Regions from separate parts of the Mus musculus genome. Here region 2 is linked to region 1. Evidence: chromatin loops called from intact Hi-C (ENCODE). Cell type or tissue: heart. All regions are shown on one strand.

Region 1 (5,000 bases):
TGAGCTTACAAAACAGTCGCCAGTACACAAGGGAGAATTCTCAAGTTGGTACATGCAGACACAGCCTACCATCTATTCATAGCTACTGCCCAATATTTTTTTGTTAAGATTTATTTTATTTATATGAGTACACTGTGGCTGACTTCAGACACACCAGAAGAGGGCATCAATCCCATTACAGATGGTTGGGAGACACCATGTGGTTGCTGGGATTTGAACTCAGGACCTCTGGAAGAGCAGTCAGTGTCTTAACCACTGAGCCACCTCTCCAGCCCCCATGCCCAATATTTTTTTTAAGATTTATTTATTTATTATATTTAAGTACACTGTAGCTGTCTTCAGACACTCCAGAAGAGAGTGTCAGATCTTGTTACATATGGTTTGTGAGCCACCATGTGGTTGCTGGGATTTGAACTCAGGACCTTTGAAAGAGCAGTCAGTGCTCTTAACCACTGAGCCATCTCTCCAGCCCCCATGCCCAACATTTTTGATCCATATGATTTTTTAAATTTCTCTTTCACCTACACATACCAACTCAATTTTGAGGTGAAAGAGACTGTTCAAATAGTAACGTCAGGTGACCCAGTCTACATCCACTGACTACTAGGACTGCTATAGTCTTAAAAGTTCACTGCCTACAAATTGCCAACCAGAGGACATAAGATCACTACCTCTTATCAGGAGTTTTAAAAAGCCTTTATCAGCTGGGGGTTGGTGGTGCATGGCTTTAATCCTAACACTAGACGCAGTGCTCCTCTGAGTCTCCATAGTGTGTTCCAGGACAGCTAGGACTACACTGAAAAACCCCATCCCAAAGAAAATTAAAAATTGTTTATTACCAGCATTTGTTTCTCTAAACTGTTTAATAGCAACTACATAGTCACAAGAAACACAACTAAAAATGTATAAAAGCTGTACCAATTTTTAAAAAGCATATTCAGAGTATCTCTTTACAATTCATGCTGGCTTTTTTAATTAGTAGAAGCCCAGCAAACTCCCTCCCTGCCCTTCCTCAGCTCAGCTCAGGCCTCCTGACCCAGCTGAGGGATGACTTACTGCCAGCAACCTTCCCTGACTGCTCCCCCAACCCCGAAGTAAATCAGAGTCCTACAGTCTTCGCGGCATCTTCTACCTGAGCTAGCTCAGCCTAGCTCCCAACTGTGGAGCCAGAGGAAGCTGGAAGATTGATGGTGATGCAGTTATTTACCCCAGGGTCACAGTTTTGGCATGAGCAACACAGAGACAGCTCAAATGTTAATTTATTCAGCCGCAGTTCCACAGAGGCACTGGAGAGAGACTGGAGCACCCCACAGGCAGTCAGTAACTCACAAAGACCTACTGATCCTGCCCATCTTCCCATCTCTGCTGAAAAACAACTCCAGTCATGATGCCAGTGATGGCTCTGCTAAGTTGTATCTCGTGTTTTCTCTAAACATGTCTGCTCTGGGCTTTGTTTATGCAATAGTAAGGCTCACTGACCTCTAGGTCAAACAGCTGAAGGAAGTGTGTGTGCGGTTAGAGCCTCAGAACTTCAGTTTTATTTGTTACAAGCTGTGTGCAGCCCACATCAAGTTCCTGGCCTGTTCCCTCACTTTGAAACAAGAATACACCCTACCTTGAAGCATTGTCTTCCGTGGGAAATAATGTACAGAACTCACCTAACCTGGTCACAATCACACCTCTTCACTAAAGAGACTCGTGTAGAGAATCTCCACACACCGACCCGCTCTGGGTATCAAATCAACTTTGGGGGCTCTGGCTAGCCACTCCCACTATTACTTTTCAATCATTTTAGTCACTCTAATGGCCTGTCAATCATAGTACGGATACAGTCTCTAAAAAAAAAACAATAACAACAGAAATAATAATAACTTGGGGGAAGGTATGTCTAGCTGAAGTCAGAGGCAAACAAAGCGGAATTATCCCCATTAACTGTTATTAACTAAAGGAATGTGGAAAAGAACTGTGACTCTGGCATACAACCTGCAGACACACTTCCGTCCCCCTCCCTCCCTATCCGTATCCTTCCCACCCATCTCCATTTTGATTTGGTTTCTTTTGGGAGGGAGGGATGAGGAAAGAGGAAAGGAGGGGGGAAAGAAAGGGAGAAGGAGAGAGGAAGACAGAGAGGTGTGGGGGAGAAATCACTAAAGTTCTCAAGTATTTAACCACCAGGTGGCAGTCTTCTGGAAGCCCTGTGCCTACAAGCACACCCTTAAAAAGCTGTAACTGCTATCAAGTCTTTTCAGTTAACCATACCTTTGGCACTAGATATTCTAACTTTACAATATCTGCCTCGATTGCAAAAGCAAAAAAGTCCTGTATATGATTTGCATCAACATCTAAATTTTTTTTAAAATTTTTTTTATTTATTTTATTTACATGAGTACACTGCATCTGTCTTCAGACACACACTAGAAGAGGGCATTGGATCCCATTACAGATGGTTGTGAGCCACCATGTGGCTGCTAGGAATTGAACTCAGGACCTCGAAAAGAGCAGTCAGTGCTCTTAACCACTGAGCCATCTCTCCAGCTCCCTAAATTTTTAAAAACATCAAGTGTTCATAATAATATAATCAGAATTCTCCCAGCAATGCAGTGAGTAGAAATGAAATAGCAATGGTGTGGAACCAGCCAGAAGCCCTGGCTGATCGGGTGTGTATCCACAGGACTGAAGACTACAGGCTGCAGAGAAAAGCATGCATGCGCCAGCAGACACCCAGGGCAGTATTTACAGCAGCAGGATGCACGCTGGCTCGAACCAGAAGTCAAACATGCTCACCAACAGGGGAAAAAATGATCACCTATTATATTCACTCAGTAGAATACACACAAACAAATCAAACACAGCACACAGGGCCAGCTGATCCTGACAACCAAGCCAACACACAGGTGGGCGCCAGTCACCAGGGGCTTACTGCATTACTTCATTCACACAAAACTCAGAATCAGGGAAACTGCCCAGCAGCACCGTTGTGCATCCTCACACATACACACAATTCCACAACGACCCTTTCCAGATGGAGAGACGTGGGATGCTCGGTAGCTCGTTGTTTTGGTTTTGGTTTCTTGGTGCCAGGGTCTCACTGTGTAGCTGAGGCTCACAACCCTCCTGGCTATTTCCTCCCAAACCCTAGTATTACAGGTATGTACCCATGCCCAGCTAGACACGGCCAGCTAACTGAGCAAGGCTGTTATCACCCAGAAATTAGTCCTGTATACAGAGGCCTGTACAAACTACTTTTATGAATTTTACCCAAATAAATACAGAATCAAAAATCATTAAATTTTTTATAAATGAAAATGATGCAAAATTAAAGTTTACAACAATTTAAAAAATCAGAAACAACTGAACATTAACAGATCTGTGCATGAACCACACATAACCAAAGAACCAGACCTCAACGCAAACCACTCACATCTTAAGAATCAGGGATATACGCGGTGTCACATGTACCTGTTGGGAAACAAACTTACCAAGGAATTCTTAATCACTTCACTCCTATAAAATTCTGGAAAAGAAGAAAAACAACAGTAAGTGACAGGAAAGACAAGCAGCTCGTTAACTAAGCACTGTAAGGCTCTGGCGCTCTAGGAAGGCGTCTAAACTGATCCAGCGCCTGCCATCTTTACCAATGAGAATAGAAAACCAAAATTAAGTAAAAGTCTCTTAAGGAGGAAAAACATCAGTGAAGCACATCACAAATTGTTCAGATTTAGTCTCGGAATTGTTACCTGTCTCCTTCTGCAGCACATTCTAATTTAAGCCCTTAAAAATCCAAATGTTCTCCTTTTCCCATTTCTACTCACTCCTTTCTTTTCATGTGAACACAATGAGGGGGGGGCGGGGGGGTCCTTCAGGGGGCTGAGATGAGGTCAGGATTCTTTCCCTATTCTCTTTAAGGCAGGATATCTCAATCAAGCCAAAACCTCCTCTACACAGCTCGTGTGGCCAGCCAGCTGGCTCTGGGGATCCATCTCTGCCTTCTGGGGCTAGATTACAGGTGGGCTGCCACAGTCCCCCTGCATCCAGGTGGGTCCTGGGAATTTAAACTCCAGTTTTCATCTGTCCAGCAAGTACTTTAACCTCTGACTCCCAAATCCCCCATTTCCAGTATCTATGACTGATTCTCTCTGTTCTTCAGGCACCTCTAGAACATTCCCTCATAGGAGTGTAGAATGAATACCAATTTAGAAACCATGTGACCCAAGCTTTATTTGTGCTTGTGCTAACATTCTACCTCTTCAACTTTGTCAGGCCCTTTCTCAACTTGGAAAATTTGGATAGCTGAAGTTCTTCTGCAAGCATTAAAATTTCATGATTCCAGGGCTGGAGAGATGACTAAGAGCACTGACTGCTCTTCCAGAGGCCCTGAGTTCAATTCCCAGCACCCACACGGTGGCTCACAACCATCTGATTCCCTCTTCTGGTGTGTGTAAAGACAGAGCACTCATATACATTAAATAAATAAATAAATATTTTTAAAATGTTCATGATTCCATAAACCTTCATATATAGCATCAAATGTTACAAAACCAAAAAATAAATAAAATAAAATAAAACTATGCTATAGGTCCTGATAGACATTCCCGACAACCCTCCAGTGCTCTGCAGCCACCCACCCAGATTATCTCCATGCCACTGTCAATGCAGACCCTAGGGACTCCTGGAGTCCCCTGTTGCTACAGGACAGTGTTTCTCACATGTGATCCACACACTACTGGTACTTGAGATGAACTGAGGCACGATACATGGACAAAGGCCATGATTGCAATGTGTGCCTAGACACTCCATTTGTTACTGTGGGCCCAAACCCTATAACTACCGTGTCCTCATCTCTCAGAACTGTCCCTGGCACAAGGACAGACACTCAGCCAATTCTGTTTTTATGAATGAACAATGACATGCCCAGGGAGTGCACTGATGTCCACCCTTGCAGGGAAGCTCTCCCTCCCAGCAGCTCTGGTGTTAAGGCATTTCCTTGTGGACAGGCTGCC
Region 2 (5,000 bases), 120 kb after region 1:
GCTTACAGCACTTACCTGGGCCCTAGAGGCTGGCTGCAGTGTGTTAGCCTATTGCACAAGTGAGCTAGCGGAGTACAGAGGCGATAAGAGAATTGCCTAGAAGCACAGAGGTGACTTGGATCTAAGACCTGCCATCTCTTGCTGAGAGCGTAGGAGGGAGCCAGAAAGCCTTTGCTTCAGGACACAGAGCATGCAGGACTGGCTTTGGAACTTTGGCACTCAGGAATAGCTTTGGAACTTTAGTCCAGGTTACCTCCCTCAGGCTCTGCATCGGCAGCCTCCTCACGCACTCCAGGGCAGGTGGACGGAGATTTTCATACAGGGAAAGTGGTTCATGACCTACTTGTGCACCTAAATTACTTGGCAGGAAAACAGGGTTTGGTTCAGTAGATCTGGTGCTGGCCTTGAGTGTGAGTGCCTATTCCTTGTGTGTGTGAATGAATGAATGCAGATGTGTACATGTATGTGTGCGCATGCATGTGTGGCTGGTTGGGTGGGCACGTGTGTGTATGCAAGGCCTGAAGCAACTTCCCTGTATCCTCCATCCAGCCAGATGAATGGTTGAAGAAAAAGCTATCTTATCTGCCCTTGCAATGTCCCGGGTGTGGGTTTGGCCTCCACAGAGTCTCAGTTAAATTCTCTGCTCCACCTTCCTGCCACACAGTGAGGTCCTCTGCCTGGAGCTCAAGGCCATTTATGGACATGTTCCTCATTTCTAAGCTATACTCCCATCACCATCTTGAAATCAGTATATACCTCACATGTCTCACTGAAGGTGTATTTCTTATGGCCCATAAAATACCTTAAGTTTTATACCATTGAGACTATTACAGACTTGAAGACATTAGGCCTGTACGAGGCCTTGGGAGCCGGAAAGAGTGTCAGAGTGGACGAACAGCTGCAGCACTGACTTTGTGCCAGGTATGGCACACGCCAACCCACTTTGTCCTCCATTGTCACCCCTGAGAGCAATGTTGGTATCCGTGCCCCAGTGCACAGAGGAGGAAACTGAGACTCGTGGCCTTGCTTTGACTCACACAGTTACTGAGGGAACAAAGCCAGGCTGAGCCCGGGGCATTGCAAAGCCCTCCCAAATGAAAGACAGTGGATGTTAATGAAGTGGGGGTGTGCTCCAGTCATGCCCCCTGCACTGGTGACCTGGGGAACTGGGATAGCAAGAGTGAAAAGAGGGGTGGGTAAGGGCTCAGGCTGCAGGAGCTTGCAGGCTGTTGCAAAGATGGGTTTTATCCCAAGGAAGGGTGCACGAGGAGCAAGCGGAACGTAGAGAAAGAAAGGCTCTTGGTTGGACTTAGAGTAAAGAGAAGGAGGGATGAGTCAGAGGGGGGAGTTTAGGACCCAGAACACAGGTTCTGGGGCAGTGGTTCTCACTAAGGGGAACAAGTTTGCCATCTCCCACTGGTGTCTGTCTATGGACATTTTCAGTTGTCATGGCTGAAGACGATGGTGCTGGTACCTGGTAGGTAGTTGCCACGGGTGAGAACAGTCGGAAACAAGGGCTTATCTATCACGGCTCTCAGCAGGGATTGAGAAAGCCTGCTGGAAGCTTCTTGCTGGCAGGGACAGGAGTGGGGTGAGAGGTGGTCAGCACCCCTCCGAGCTGACTCAATGATCTGTGTGATGTGCCCAGCACTTCCTGACCCCAGGTCAGGGTCCTGGCCACAGAACTTGGTCCCTCCCAAGGTCTTGGCCTGTGTAGACAGTGTTTATTCTGGGTGATGAAATCTCCACGGGGACACCCAGCTCCTGGGCCCACCTTTCCCATGTGGTGAGGACAGCCCCTCTCCGTGAACTGCCTGACGCCCCACCATTAACTCTTAGGGAGTCAGTAAAGGAGCAGTGTTCTGATTTTGTTGGGTAGTTCCACCCCTGGAAGCTATTTTGTAAAATCATAGTAACAAATAATCAAGACGTGAAAGTCATCAAAAGACCACTCACTGCACTGGAAGGGGAATGCAGAGGCTTGGTGTGTGTGTGTGTGTGTGTGTGTGTGTGTGTGTGTGTGTGTGTGTGTGTGTGTGCAGCAGAGCTGAAAAGAAAAGTACCCAGAAGGGAAGGGAGTTGGTAGAAAATAAAGTCTGCAAGCTACAGTGCACTCCTGGTCACTCCAATCCTAGGCCAGGCACATCCCAGGAGACCAGCATCTCTCCCTCTGCTGGCCACTCACGGGTATTGCCTGCCCCTGGCTGGAGCTTAGGCACAAAGCCTGGGGTAGGCAAAAAAAAAAAAAAAAAAAAAAAAAAAAACAACAACAACAACAACAACACGAGAAACTAGAATTTTTACAAATCAGACAGAGTCCCCTGGCTGAGGAAGGATCAGGAAGATGGTGAACATCCTTGTTATCCCTTCTGTCAGCCCTGCTGCTGGGAAACCAAGTGGGCAGAGGCAGATAGATGCCCTCTAGAGCCCTAGGCTACCCAGGTCTGGAAAATGTCTCTTCTGAGCAGAGGCCTCTGGGAACCTCCACTGACCTGATCCTCTTCAGCCACTACTCAGGCTAGCTTTTGCTTTGGTCGCACTGCACAGCCAGATCCAGCTCAGGAGGCCTCTGGATGAGCAACTGGCCTCTGCCTGTGCTGCGTGCCCTTTACAGAAAGGCTTTTCTTTTTCCTGGTGCGCTCAGGACTATAGCTCCCAAAAGGAAAGTGAAGTCGGAGCCAGAATCTGCAAAACTCAGCGGAGCCCAGAACTAAGCAGGCTTCCTTTGATGCCTCTTACACCTCCCCAGAGAACCCTGACCTCCCCAGCACAGAGCCTAGAGAGAGGCGAGGCAGGAAGAGGGTTCAGAGTCACAGAGTTCAGAGGTCCTGGAGTGAGGACTTAGGACTCTGCCCAAGAAATGCCATGGTTGCTCTTGACTTCCAACAAGCTGTGCAGTGCTGTGCTGTGCTGTTCGTGTTGAGATCCTGGGAGGGGCCCCTAAAGAATAAACAAATCTGAGGAGTGGAAGTGACTGTCATGTTAGTCTAGGCTCCCTCACACTGGACACTAAAATGTTCAATGCCCTTGATGGACAGTCTCTGCTAGCCCCTCCCTGTTCCCTGCCAGCCCCTTTCCTTGGAGGCCCTGCTTACTGGAAAGCTATGGGCTCCTGCATGACCACTGTCACTCAACCTTTGTCAAGCCTTATGGGGCCCCAGGACTCTCAAACGGGCACAGGGTGTGATCCTTGACTGGAGTCCCCATGATACAAGCAAGTTGCTTAACCTTTGTGAGCCTGTTGGTCCCACCGCTCCCCTTTGGCCAGCAGGGAACTTGAGTCCTGGACTCTGCATGGAGAGGAAGAAGTCAGGCTGGGGGCTGGAGAGGTGGCTCAGCGGTTAAGAGCACTGACTGCTCTTCCAAAGGTCCTGAGTTCAAATCCCAGCAACCACATGGTGGTTCACAACCATCCCTAATGAGATCTGACACCCTCTTCTGGGGTTTCTGAAGACAGCTGCAGTGTACTTACATATAATAAAGAAATAAATCTTAAAAAAAAAAAAGTCAGTCTGGGAAGACTGGTCAGTTCCAGGTAGTGTCCTACTGACTCAATGACATGGTGAGAGACCAGCTATTCTCCAAGGGCTTTGTCTTCACAGACTGTTTGAATACACATGTCCAGGAAGGAACATGGCATCATCTCTATCTTGTTTGTTTGTTTTTTGAAGACATGCTTTCTCTGTGTATCCTTAGCTGTCCTGGAACTCACTCTGTAGACCTCAAACTCAGAATTCAAAGATCTATCTGCCTCTGCCTCTGCCTCTGCCTCTGCCTCTGCCTCTGCCTCTGCCTCTGCCTCTGCCTCTGCCTCTGCCTCTGCCTCTGCCTCTGCCTCTGCCTCTGCCTCTGCCTCTGCCTCTGCCTCTGCCTCTGCCTCCTGAGAGCTGGGATTAAAGGCACACGCCACCACTGCATGGATTCTTTTTCATTTTTTAATGATTTATTTATTTATTTTTGTTTTATATGCATTGGTGCTTTGCCTGCGTGTATGTCTGTCTGTGTAGGGTGTCAGATTCCCTCAAGTAGGAGTTTAGACAATTGTAAGCTGCCATGTGGGTTGTAAGAACTACACCTAGGTTCTCTCCAGCCATCTCTCCAGCCCCTGTTTGTTTGTTTGTTTATTTGTTTGTTTTTGAGACAGGGTCTCTCTTCATAGCCCTGGCTATCCTGGAACTTACTATATAGATCAGGTTGGCCTCAAACTCATAAGGCTTTTCCTTCCTCTGCCTTCCAATGCTGGAAATTAAAGGTGTGTCCCACCATGCTCGGCTATCTCTATCTTAAGTGTGACAGGACAGATTCACAGAGAGACTGGGCAACCCGGCTTAGGTCGCACCACCAATACGTGGCACATCTGGATGAGGATCATGACAAGCCATGCTCTAACTGACCTCACCTGGCCTGCATCCCCACTCCATCTCATCCCATCAGTAAGCCAGCACTGCCTGTAGTTCCTGGGTTCAGTCTACCCATATCCCATCAAAGGAGCCCAACTCTGCTCCACTCAGGACCAACCTTCAAGTCCAAGGCCACATGTTCACAGAGACCTGAAAGTGTCATGAACCAAAGATGCCAGATTTGAGGACACTCACGGTAGGAGATGTCTCACTGCTTGTTGGTTCTTAGGGACACTGAGGCCAGCACGGGCCAAGCCTTGCCTAAGGATGTTCAGCCTGCCTGTGGTAAGGCAGGATTGACTCTGAGGCAGTCCTATACCAGTACAGAAACATTAAGCCTGTAAGAGAGTTTGCTGTGGGAGTCAGGTCACACCCAACTGTTTATTGTAATGTGGGGTTGATGATTCCTTAAGACCTACTATTTGTCACCTGGCTCAAAACCAGGGCTGCTGCTAGCTTTGCTCCTATAAGACACACACATCCCCTTCAAACCACATTTACTCTTCAGTGACCATATTGGTCCCACAACCAGAGAGAAGCAATGCTCTTTCATAAGCCTTGTCCAGGCCCCTGCCTCCCAGCCAGCCTTCTGCTTCTCAG

What was found. Peaks named below come from ENCODE experiments on the same cell type or tissue, not always from the same donor. Only the 100,000 strongest peaks of a DNase experiment are listed, where the experiment ranks them.
Region 2: a loop joins it to region 1, with 4 times the contacts of the local background. A loop is called at or near these places in 7 of 42 quality-filtered maps.

Annotation. Positions count from the first base shown.
Region 1 is chr7:99,105,584-99,110,583 of GRCm38, forward strand. Uvrag (UV radiation resistance associated gene) reads right to left here. Exons shown (of 15, transcript NM_178635.3): 3 at 3,480-3,514. Among named protein-coding and RNA genes, the nearest start is that of Uvrag, 33 kb to the right of the region's middle. In heart, a CTCF peak has its summit at 2,175 (motif pointing right); no DNase peak of the experiment used is centred here.
Region 2 is chr7:99,227,394-99,232,393 of GRCm38, forward strand. All of the region lies in intron 2 of Mogat2 (monoacylglycerol O-acyltransferase 2), which reads right to left. Among named protein-coding and RNA genes, the nearest start is that of Mogat2, 8.7 kb to the right of the region's middle. In heart, a CTCF peak has its summit at 2,181 (motif pointing left); no DNase peak of the experiment used is centred here; H3K27ac peaks cover 695 bases.